Regions from separate parts of the Homo sapiens genome. Here region 2 is linked to region 1. The links are chromatin contacts, found by Hi-C or POLR2A ChIA-PET in ENCODE. All regions are on one chromosome and are shown on one strand. Each heading gives the region's core, a stretch centred on a gene start or an enhancer-like site at or near the end of the contact. The rest is flanking DNA. Distances are from core to core; before and after follow the strand shown.

What was found. A loop is a pair of places that touch in the nucleus more often than their neighbours do. ChIA-PET counts read pairs that join two places held with the same protein, here RNA polymerase II (POLR2A). Pooled maps may share reads with other maps.
Region 2: a loop to region 1 is called in a map of aorta, with 3 times the contacts of the local background. The contact joins two enhancer-like sites. A Hi-C loop is called at or near these places in 11 of 168 maps with a recorded cell type or tissue (A673, HepG2, IMR-90 and 8 more) and 17 of 50 pooled maps. POLR2A ChIA-PET finds 5 or more read pairs at or near these places in 2 of 52 experiments (PC-9 and activated T-cell).

What each region holds. Positions count from the first base shown.
Region 1 is chr9:120,399,686-120,405,514 of GRCh38, reverse strand. CDK5RAP2 (CDK5 regulatory subunit associated protein 2) reads left to right here. Exons shown (of 38, transcript NM_018249.6): 33 at 1,402-1,479; 34 at 2,444-2,709; 35 at 4,630-4,773. Among named protein-coding and RNA genes, the nearest start is that of MIR147A, 160 kb to the right of the region's middle. RefSeq lists an enhancer at 2,145-3,113. Within about 2 kb of position 2,159, at least 5 of the 41 ENCODE cell types and tissues checked have a DNase peak (open chromatin) inside an H3K27ac peak, as active enhancers do.
Region 2 is chr9:120,473,892-120,479,720 of GRCh38, reverse strand. It overlaps CDK5RAP2 (CDK5 regulatory subunit associated protein 2), which reads left to right. Exons shown (of 38, transcript NM_018249.6): 15 at 2,271-2,371. Among named protein-coding and RNA genes, the nearest start is that of CDK5RAP2, 100 kb to the left of the region's middle. Within about 2 kb of position 2,105, at least 7 of the 41 ENCODE cell types and tissues checked have a DNase peak (open chromatin) inside an H3K27ac peak, as active enhancers do.

The DNA.
Region 1 (5,829 bases), core at 910-3,409:
GGGGTAGGCTAGGGGAGTTTGAAGCAGGGAGAACAGTTCTGTGCTTGGGGTACCCAGGAAGGAGAGTTGGGTAGCTGAAGTGAGGAGGCCATCAAACAGCCTTTACCTGCTTTTGAAATTTGCCGAAAGCAGCCCTCATCATGCCTGGCAAGAGGCATCCAGGAGAGCATTCAGAATTCACAGTGCTGCCTCAGCAGAAAAGTTTTATAATTTCCTTGAGTCAAGATCAGAATTATAGGCAGCAGCATTTCTTCCTTTGCAAAAGACTTCTCAGGTCTGTATTTAAGTGCATCTGTTTTAAAAATTCTGTTCTAAAGGCTGATGTCTTTCACTGAGAGTGATTCCTCTTGGGGCCAGCTCTATGGAGCTGACCTCCTGGCTCCTTGGCCTTAGGAACTGTAGCACACCCCTGGGAAATGCTGGAGTGCAGTCAGCCCACCGCCCAGTGGTGCAGGAGCTCGGAAGGGGGATCCTAAGCCCTAGGCTTCCTTGCTCTGTGCCACTGACATGCTGGGTTATGCTGGACAGATCACTTTCTATCTCTGCCCCTTGGTCTCCCCTTCCATGAAATCTGAATTACAGTGTGTTTTGCCCACTGAGCTATTGAGTCCAATAGCTTTTCATATGTGAAAGTGCTTTCCAAATTATAACGTGTTGCACAGGTCATCTGTACAGCATCTATTGGTTTTGCCTCCTTACAGTGTTGCAAATACATCACCCCCCAGATCCTATTGTGGGTTACTCTCATCTCTAGCTTAGGTTAGTGTGGCAGCCTCCAGACTTACTCTTTCAGTACAAAATACAGACCTCAGCTTGACATTGCCTTGCCCAAAGCCCTTGAGTGGGCCCCTCAGTCCTCTTGGTTCTGGCCTTGCATTCTACTTTGTCCTTCCCTGCACCCGGGCCTTGGGTCTATGAACTGCTTATTTCTCCCTGAGCGATGATTCCACTCTTTGTCCCACTGTCTGCCTCTCACCTGCCCATTGTGCTGCCTGGCATTTCTTTCCCTCCTTCTTACCATAGGTCAGTCACAATCAGTCTTAAAACATAAGGTTTTAAAACGGGTATTAGCCTTTGGGAAGCCAAGTTGGGGGTAGTGCCCCTCACCTGAGCCCCAACAGCCTGTGTTTCCCTCCCTTGTCCTTGATCACACTAAAATAAAATTGCTTATTTACTTTTCTGCTGAGAGTTTTTCTAGGGAATGGACTGGGCCTGGTCACTCTGTCTCCCTGGTGTCCCACAAAGGTGGGCTTGGCAGGACAGAGGCCCAGTGAAGATTTGAAGGAATGCTGTGTGTGTATGGATAAGTGAATGTGAGGGGCTTGACTGTATTCTCTTTCAGTTCTCTCTTGAATGCTGACAACAGTGAAACTAACAGTTCTCGTGTTTTGCATTTTGTAGATGGTGACAAATATCCCATGGAAAGTGATAATTCATTTGATCTGTTTGATTCCTCCCAGGCAGTGACACCAAAATCAGGTACAAAGCTGAAGTCCAGGTAACTGTGGGAGCATTGGATGTGACAGTAAGACTTTTTAACTTGCAGAAAAGGGGGGTCCCTGGTCCCAACTCAGGAGGGTATTTGGTAAGGATTTGGGATTTCAAGTTCTCAGCATCCCCAGCTGGTGATCTTCTCCTTCAAGCCAGTTAATCCACTCCTAGGTGTTACCAAGGTTAGAACATCATTGGGTCCCTCTTGCCTTAGATTAAAATTGTGACCACCTTTGTGAGGCTTTCAAGGCCCTCCAGGATCCAGCTCCAGTGGGTCCGTCCAGCCTTATCCCTTAACCTGGTGTAGCCACACAGGGGTCACCATCCTGCAGACAGGCCCACACTTTCCTCTCACTGTGACTTTTAGACCCCCTTTGTCCCACTCTTTGCCGGTAGAAGTCCCGTTTCCTCAAGACTCATCATGAATACACATTTCTCTGTGACATGCCTTTGCTGCTGTCCTTGGTCAGAATGACTCATCATTCGTGTAATTCTTGCTACTTGCTCAATCCAGTTCAAATGCTGCTCCTTCTCAGAAGCCTTCCCTGTTCTCTCCCTCCCTGCACAGATAATTGTTTTTTCTGGCTCTGGCCCTTCATCACTCTGCTGTTGCACCTTCTGCAGTGTCTGTGTTCTGATCAGACTGTGGGCTACTGGAATGCAGGCACCAGCTTGAGTCATCCTTGTGAATCTGGGGTCTTCTGCCGAGTGGGTGGTTGATAAGTGTTGGTTGAGTTGACTTGAGCCTCTCCTACAAGATGACTCATAAGCCCAGTGTGGGGTAATATACAGAGGTCCAGGAGCGTGCCTCTTTTCCCCTCTGGGCTTGTGTTGGGTGGCATTTGGGCACGAGGGCCTCTTCTAGCCCTCCTAGCTAGCTTCAACATCATAAGCGTCTTGAACGCAGAGTGTTACCTGAAACAGATTTTACATCCTACTTCTCATTTTACAGTTTCAGAGACTCCTCCACTCTCTGGGAATGACACGGACTCCCTCTCCTGCGACAGTGGCAGTTCGGCAACTAGCACTCCGTGTGTGTCCCGCCTGGTCACTGGCCACCACCTGTGGGCCAGCAAGAATGGCCGCCATGTCCTGGGCCTGATTGAGGACTATGAGGCCCTGCTCAAACAGATCAGCCAGGGACAGAGGCTCCTTGCTGAAATGGACATTCAAACCCAAGAGGCTCCCAGCTCCACAAGTCAAGAGCTGGGAACAAAGGTAACCTGACCACAGAGCTGGGGGGCACAAGCTGCTCCCTGGGAGTGTCGGTGGAAGGGGGAGGGGAGTCAAATGGCGCAGTTGTCCTCATTAGGACCCTGAGAAGAGGGACCAGGAAGTGTGGCCTCAGAGAGCTCAGAGGTCAGGTCCAGTGTGGGGAACTATTGGTGGTGGCTGTGTTTGGTGGGGTTTGTGCCTTGTGTTCCTGCAACTGCTCCATGGGCTCTGCTGTCTTGTTCCCATGACGGCCTCTGTACATCTGGTCTCTCATCCATTCTTCTCTCCATCTGCACCCTGGTGTGTCTGTCCATTCATCTGCCCATCCACCTGGCTGTCGCCCATTATGAAGTGGAATTACTAGTTCAAAGGTTGTGAACTTTTTAGGGCTCTTGATGATAACTGTTGCTCCATTACTTTGCAAAACAATTCTATCTCTGTTCATGAACGTTTGTCTCACTACATTTTTGTTTTTGTTGAGGTTTTGTTGTTGTTGTGTTTTTTTTATTTTGAGACAGGATCTAGCTCTGTCACCCAGGCTGGAGTGCAGTGGCGCGATCATGGCTCACTGTAGCTTCGACCCCACCTCCTAGGCTCAAGCAATCCTCCTGCCTCAGCCTCCCAAGTAGCTGTGACCACAGGCGTGTGCCATCACACCTGGCTTTTAAAAAAAATTTTTTTTAGAGACAGGGTCTCACTCTGTTGCCCAGGCTGGCCTCGAACTCCTGGGCTCAAATGATCCTCCCACCTTGGCCTCCTAAAGTGTTGGGATTACAGGCGTCAGCTATCATGCCTGGCAGTATATATATAAAATTTTTTTTTTTTGAGATGGAGTCTCATTCTGTTGCTCAGGCTGGAGTTCAGTGGTGCGATCTTGGCTCACTGCAGCCTCCTCCTCTTGGGCTCAAGTGATTCTCCTCCCTCAGCCTCTTTAGTAGCTGGGATTACAGGCGCCTGCCACCATGCCCGGCTGATTTTTGTATTTTTAGTAGAGACGGGGTTTCACCATGCTGGGCAGGCTGGTCTTGAACTCCTGACTTCAGGTGATCCAACTGCCTCGGCCTCCCAAAGTGCTGGGATAAAGGCGTGAGCCACTGCACCCAGCCCAGATATTTTCATTTATAATGATTTTTTTGTTACTTTGATATCTAAAAAGGATGTGTCTTTTTTCTCTCTTTTTTTTTTTTTTTTTTTTTTTGAGACAGGGTCTGGCCATGTTGTCCAGGCTGGGGTACATGGCATGATTATGGCACACTGCAGCCTTGACCTCCTGGACTTAAGCAATCCTCCCATCCCAGCTTCCTGAGTAGCCAGGACTACAGGTGTGCACTGCCACACCTAGCTAATTTTTTATTTTTTTGTAGAGATGGGGGTCTCACTATGTTGCCTAGGGTGGTCTCGAATTTCTGGGCTTGTATTTCCCCTTTTCTGAGTCACATACATAATTTTCTTGTGCCCTTGATACCGCCCAATTTGAGTTTGCTCTGCCAGCAGTACAAGACCCTGATATCATATTCACTACAGCAGGGCCATTTAACAGGGACCAGTAAAGGCAAACCATTTATTGCTTGCTGTTGGTGTCATTTTCTCTGGGCGAGTCTCTGTGGGTCGCCAAACAGTAAGAATGGCCCTCCCACAGACCCTTTACTTGGAGTAGTAACTGTAGTTAATGCTGGTGGTTATTAACCATGGTGGTTATTAATCATGGTTATTGATTGGGCTAAGATCACCACTGAAATTCTCTCATAATCTACAATTCACCAGTCTTTAAGAACAATAAATTGGTGTTATGTGGTACCAGGCTTTCGCTCAGCGTGTGAAACAGAAGCCCTACAGTCTGGAGATTTATACTGCATGTTAAGGCTTGCTTGTCTAAAATCTTTTTCAAGACTGCACGTAACAGCCTTCATATCCCCCGTGTAGGGTCCACACCCAGCACCACTGAGCAAGTTTGTGAGCAGTGTGAGCACGGCCAAGCTGACCCTGGAAGAGGCCTACAGGCGGCTGAAGCTTCTCTGGAGAGTCTCACTCCCCGAGGATGGCCAGTGCCCCCTTCACTGTGAGCAGGTAGGTGGTGACACATGTTTCAGAGGCTCAAGGATGCCACTGGGGCCTGTGTCTCAGTTTCCTCCATGCCAAGCAGGGGCCCACAGCAGATGTGCCCACCATTTGGGGTATGTATTAGGGAGGAGATGGCACCGTTTGCCATGGCTTCACTGTGTTCTTACTTGATCCGTCCCACACTCCTGTAGCCATGACCCGTCTGAGCGTGTCTTTGTTGAGTAGAATCCCGTCCGCATTCTACACATGAGGGAACCAGGACTCAGGGAGCTGAGGCACTTAGTCAAGGTTAGAACTTGTTTGAAAGGATAAATATTGGAACCCAATGTTTATTCTTTTATTTTATAGGCTCTAAGTCCTAATTTGTCCTCATGGACTAGCTCATTCTTTTCTACTCATCATCTCTTTTATTTTAGGTGCCTTTTTCTGGACCTTCTGATTCCTATCGACAGCTTTCATCATCATATTTGAGTGGACCTTGTTCAAAATCTGTTTTAAGTACTTAGGAATGACAGGCTCCAAACCAGGAGTCAGGCAGAGTAGAAGCTGTCCTCTGATTTCTGTGTGTGGGATGCATGTGGTGTCATGACAAGGTGAACGCCCACTCTGGCTAATCAGAGAAACCTCCCTGGAGGAAGGGACCTGCAGGTTAAGGAAGAGTTAGAACTCTCTGCTTGGTGGTGTGATAGATATTTCACCCTTTGTTTATCTAACCTATCTGTTCTTGCCAAAGGCCAGTAGGAAGGCAGAAGGGAAATTTACATTTTTTGTCATTATCTCATTTAGTTAACCCCCTTTTGACAGCTCTCAGGTCTCTCAAACATGACCATGAAGTAGCAGGTGGGGCAGCTCTCTCTGCTCTGAAGGTTCTAATGAGCCTGTTCTAAGATTTCACTTTTGGGATCCTGGGGACAAAGTTTGGATACACTAAGCTCAGGGAAGTTGATAACTATTCATTCCATAGAAAAATCTTTTTTTGGCCCACGTTTAGCTGGTGGCAGTATCAGGTGGGAGACAGAGTATCAGGGAGGAAGGCTGAGACTCACTGGGGTCCAGCCCCAC
Region 2 (5,829 bases), core at 856-3,355, 74 kb before region 1:
TAAAATCTTTCCTTGACTTTCATAACCTTGACACTTTTGAAGTGCCTGGGCCAGTTATACCATAGAATGTCCCTTCAGTTTGGGTTGTTTGTCTGGTGTTTTCTTGCTGATTAGATTCAGTTTATGCATCTTTGGCAGGAATATCACAGTAGCGATGCTATGTTCTTCTCATTGTGTCCTGTCTGATGGTACACAGTTGGATTTGCCCCATTACTGGCCATGCTAACTTTGATAACTTTATCAAGATAGTGTCTGCCAGGTGTCTTGACTGTCTAGTTATGCTTTTTTCCCTTTGTATTTAATAAGTATTTTGGGGGAGGTGTTTTGAGTCTATGTAAACATCTTGACTTTTACCTACTAGTTTTAGCATCCTTTTGTGTTTCTTGGCTGAATTATTTATTACTGTGATGGTTGGCGAAGGGTGATTTTTCTAATTCCATTATTCTTTTTACATTTATTAGTCATCATCATTTTTCTATAAAGAAAAACCTACTCTTTTTCCCTCCTATTCATATCAATATGGATTTATGAATTCCTGTTTTATTTGGTGGGTTATAATCTGTTACTATCAGTTATTATCAGTGGGTTATAAACCATTACTCATTATTTCAATGCTCAAATCATCCCAGATTTGGCTTGTGGGAGCCTTTCCAAACTGGGTCTGTGTGTCCTTTTGACAACATTCCATCATTATTTAAGCATTTCTTTAAAAATTTTTTCAGCTTTGAGTTATAATTGACAAATTAAAATTGCATGTATTTAAGGTACACTAGATATTTGGATATATATATACATTGTGAAATGATCACCATAATCAAATTAATTGGCATATCGATCATCTCACATTGTTACCTTTTTTTGTGTGATGAAAAAACCTAAAATCTACCCTCCTGGCACATTTCAAGTGTAAAATACAGTATTTTTTGTTTGTTTGTTTGTTATTTCAGGGTCTTGCTCTGTTGCCCAGGCTTCAGTGCAGTGGTATGATCCTAGCTCATTGCAGTCTCAAACTTCTGGGCTCAAGGGATCCTCCTGTCTTAGCCTCCCAAATAGCTGGGACTATAGGTGCATGCCACCATATCCAGCGAATGTTTTTATCTTTTACTTTTTTGTAGAGGCGGGGGTCTCACTATGTTGCCCAGGCTGGTCTTGAACTCCGGGCCTCAAGTGATTTTCCCGCCTTGGCCTCCCACAGAGCTGGGATTATAGGTGTGAGCCGCTGTGCCTGGCCAGGGTATTGTTACATATAGTCATCATGCTGTATATTACATCTCTGGAATTTATTCATCTTGCGTAACTAAAACTTTGTTCCCTTTCACCAACATCTCCCATATCCTCATCCCTCCAGCCCCTGGCAACCACTGTTCTATAAGCACTTCCTCATTTTTTGGCACAATAAAATGCTATACACATATCTTTTATTGTTCCTGATTTTCCTTGTCCTAATACGGGAATCAGCCATTTCTCCAGGTATCCCTGGTTCCTTACAGTATGCAATTTATCTTTCATCTGCTCTGTAACTCCATAAGGCAGTGGTAATTGTCCACCAGTTTTACAGGTGAGAATACCAAGGCTCCTAGTAAGTAACTTCCCAGAGTCTCAGAACTGGTAGGTGGCAGAACCAAATTTTGAACATTAAAAAATTTCACATTTGTGAATGTGAATTCATAAAATGACATCCACATTTCATAAATGAGGAGACTGAAGCTCATAGAGTTTTGTTAAGCTACTTACCCAAGATCATACCTCCAGTAAGTGGCAGAGATCCAACTCAGATTTCTTCATCATCACTGTGTTCTGGATGCCTCCCAAGAATACCTCAGTTGACCTCTTCTACTTGACTGTAACTAAATCCCTAGTCCCCAGTACTTGCCAGGTTTTGGTTTGTGAATTTCTCTTCTTTGGAGCAACAGTGAATATGGAAAGATATTTTTTTTGTAGTGTTTTAAAAACGATGAACAGCAGCTCTGAGGGATGACAGACTCATGATGGGCTAATCCCATAGCTGGTGCGTCTTCCTAGCAGCTGTTGGAAGCAGTATTGGAAGCTCAGCTCTCTGCTTTGTTCTGGGATGAGTGATGGGCAGTCATTCCCCACTCCTCCTGAAGGTGGTGCTCTCTGACTGTGGCCTGAGCCAGAGCCAGGCACAGGGCCTCTCTCACCTTCGTTTGATTTTAAAAACTGGGACTAGCTACATATGTTTGCATAATATAAGGATGTACTCTTTCAAAATTCTTTCCTTAATGTCAAATGCCCATTGTCATTTCCAGGAAAAGAAACAATCATCAGACTATGAAGAGCTGATTCAGGTCTTAAAGAAAGAGCAGGACATCTATACCCATCTGGTCAAATCTCTGCAGGAATCAGACAGGTAAGCGTTTCTGTCTGGACATCACACATGTGAATGCGAACACACACACATGCACGCGCATACACGCACACACCCTTTCAATCAGTGCTGATCTCTAAGGCAGCAAAGCCCTGCCAGTTTGCTTATGGAGCTTATAAAGCTTGGGTGGCGACTGCCCTATTTGATAGTCACATATACCTGTTTTCTATCAAGAATTGTCTGATTTTTGGCAACAAAATTGATTACTCAGGTTTTAAAATCATGATTACTCAGGTTTTAAAAATACTTTATTATATATTTAGAAAGTGCTTCTATGTGTATTATCTCATATGATCCTCACAGCCTTTCTGTGAAGTAATAATAATGCTATCCCTGTGTTTTCTATAAGGTCATGAAAACTAAGATAGGGTAAGTGACTTGCTCAAAGTCACACAGATGTCAAGTGACAGAACCCTGGGACTCAAGCAAGTCTCCCTATCTCTGCAGAATTGCTGAAATGAGTTGCTGCCAGCAAGGTGTGGTGGGGAGAGCCAACTCTAGGATAGAGGCCTTGTTCTAGCCCTGACTCTCCCACTTTCTAGCTCTGTGTCCACAGGCAAGTGCTGCTCTGGGCCTCTGTCCATGTGTCTGTACACACAGGGTTGGCCTCAGGGACTTCTCAGAATTGAGAAGTCCTTTTTTTTTTTTTTTTTGAGATGGAGTCTTGCTCTGTTGCCCAGGCTGGAGTGCAGTGGCAGGATCTCGGCTCACTGCAACCTCCGCCTCCCGGGTTCAAGCGATTCTCCTGCCTCAGCCTCCCAAGTAGTTGGGACTACAGGCACATACCACCACGCCCGGCTAATTTTTTGCATTTTTAGTAGAGATGGTGTTTCACCATGTTAGCCAGGATGGTCTTGATCTCCTGACCTCAGGATCCACCCACCTCCGCCTCCCAAAGTGCTGGGATTACAAGTGTTGGTCACCTCTCTCTACACAGTGGGATGGGTACAGCTGAAAGGATATGATGTCTGGGATTCATTTCCAAACAGTGCAGAAGCTGAGGACGTGGGTGGGAATATCAAAAGAACAAGATTGGCCCTGGCTCTCTGATTGTTGGGGCTGGGGTATGTGTAGATGGGGGAGAGGTTCATTACAGTAGTTTTTTTTTTTTCCTTTTGTATATGTCTAAAATTTTCTATAATGAAAAGTTAAAAAAGAATCACCCCTCATTTCTCCCTCTCATATGTCCTCTGCTCTTACCATAGTGAGCTCTTTATCGTTCCCTGGGCTGTGTGTTCCTGCCTGTACCTTCACCTGTGTTTCCTACCCTTCTATTCCCAACCTTTCCCCTACTTTGTCTCCTCCCAGTCCTTTAGAATTTAGCTTGAATGTTACATTTGTCAGGCAGCCCAGCTAATCCCCAAAACAGTTGCCTCTCTGTGTTTCTGCCCTGCGTGGGGAGGTCACCTTCTGTAGCCGTCTGTGCCTGCTCTGCCTCCTCACCTGTGTTGGAGCTCCCTCAGGGCAGGGGTCCCACCTTACTGTCTCTGCTCCCCAGGGCCTGGTACAGAGTAGGCATTTGGGAAATGTTCTGTGCAGGAATGCCCCTCCCTGCCATGTTGATCTTCTAAATTATGAGATAATTTCCAGATTTTTTCATAGGAAATGAGTTTAGGGAAAATGAAAACATGCTGCTGAAATTCTGGGAGTAGGCGTCACTCTCTGAAAGTGAGTTTTTTCAAGAAACCTCAGCTGCTGGTCATTTTCACTTGGCAAGTGGTGTTGGGGGAGGTGGGCGGTGGGAGCGAGCAGTGGGGGGCACTGGGGGTTGAGTCGTGTGGAAACTCACAGAGGGAGTGGACACATTTCATTTCAATTGCGCAGCTTCTCTGGGTAGGAGCCAGGTTGATTCTGGGTACTGAGAGGCCTTGTGGGTGGATATGGTTGCTCCTGAGTCTTCTCAGCTTCATGAGGGGCTCCCAAGTTTCACAGGCTCTTTCTTAATGAATGAAAACTTGGATGGGACTGAGGCGGGTCAGGGCTAACTCGGACTAACAAAGACTAACCGGGACTAACAAGGTTTCTTAAAAGGCTTCCTGTTCATCTTCAGACTTGTAATACATTCAGTGGGAGACAGACCTAGGTCCACATCTCAGCTCTGCCACTCAGCAGCCCTGAGCTCTTGGGTAAGTAATTTCTCACCCTGAGCCTCAGTGTGTTTGTGAAATTGAGATTGGCTGGTCTGCCTACTTACCTACCTACTTAGATGTCTACCTGCTTTACAGGGTTGTGTTGAAACTAGAGAGGACACTGTGTAAAGACCTAATACTTCCTGGCATGTAGTAAGCACTCAGTAAATGGTAAGATTTCTTAAGAATAATGACAGCATGAAAAGCTTACATATGTCTCAATATTTCATCATGCATAAACTTAGTTTACAGGAGGTTTTTGAATCCTCAGACCTTGGCATATCCAGAGGGCAGAATGTGGGCTAAGGAAGGTAGAGCTCTCTTCTGTAACTCCAGCACTGTTCACTCTGGAAATTGACAGGAAAGGTGGATGACCCTGAAGACAGATGATGTACTGTGATTAAAACTGGAAAGGGAAGTCAAGAAGGGAGGAAACTCATTGTGAGCAAGAATGTGGCTGATCCTTTCACTTTTACTATTTATTCTTCACAGCAGCACTTAGAAGTTGGTGGATGATCCCCAAATTACAGAAGTGGAAATGTGCATTCTAAGACACCCGGTGTTCCGCAGTGAAGGATTATCAGTGCTTAGGTCGTCTTGGCTCCCAACCCAGGTTCTTGCTGATACACTCCCCATCTTGAGGACTAGCACAGTTTCCCTGTAACTCAGGATTTCTCAGCCTCAGCAGTATGAGGCTTTGAGGCTGGATAATTTTTTTGTCATGAGGGCATGTCCTGTGCTTTGTAAGATGTTTAACAATCCCCGGCCTCTACCATGGGAGGGTCGGCACACCTGATCCTCCCATGGCAGTTGTAACAACCAAAAATGTCTCCAGACATGGCCAAATGTCCCCTGGCGGGTGGGGGCAAAATCATCTCCAGATGATTATCATTGCTGTAACTCATGAAAATCAGCAATCTTGGCTCATAAATATTGTCTTCTGTATGGGAGTTGTTAGAGTATGTGGAAGGAAGGAAATGATGTTTGTTGAGCATCTCATATGTGTTAGCCCCTGTCCTAACGTCTTTCCCATGTAATATCTCATTTATTCCTCAACACAATCGCAAAGCAAAGGTATTATTATTCCCATTTTGCGTGAGGAAATCAGGACTCAGTTAGTTGAACTGGCTTGCCCAGTAGTGGTGGCGTGCTATTTTGAGCTTCGATCTCTCTAACTCCTTGTTTCTGCTCCTGTCTGCCCTGCCCCAGTTCCAGGAAGAGGAAGGTTTTTGTTTTTTTCTGAGTGAAGCACCTTTTGTTCTCCCAACTCCTCACACCTTGAAAAGATTCTCAAGTTGGGAAAACATAAAT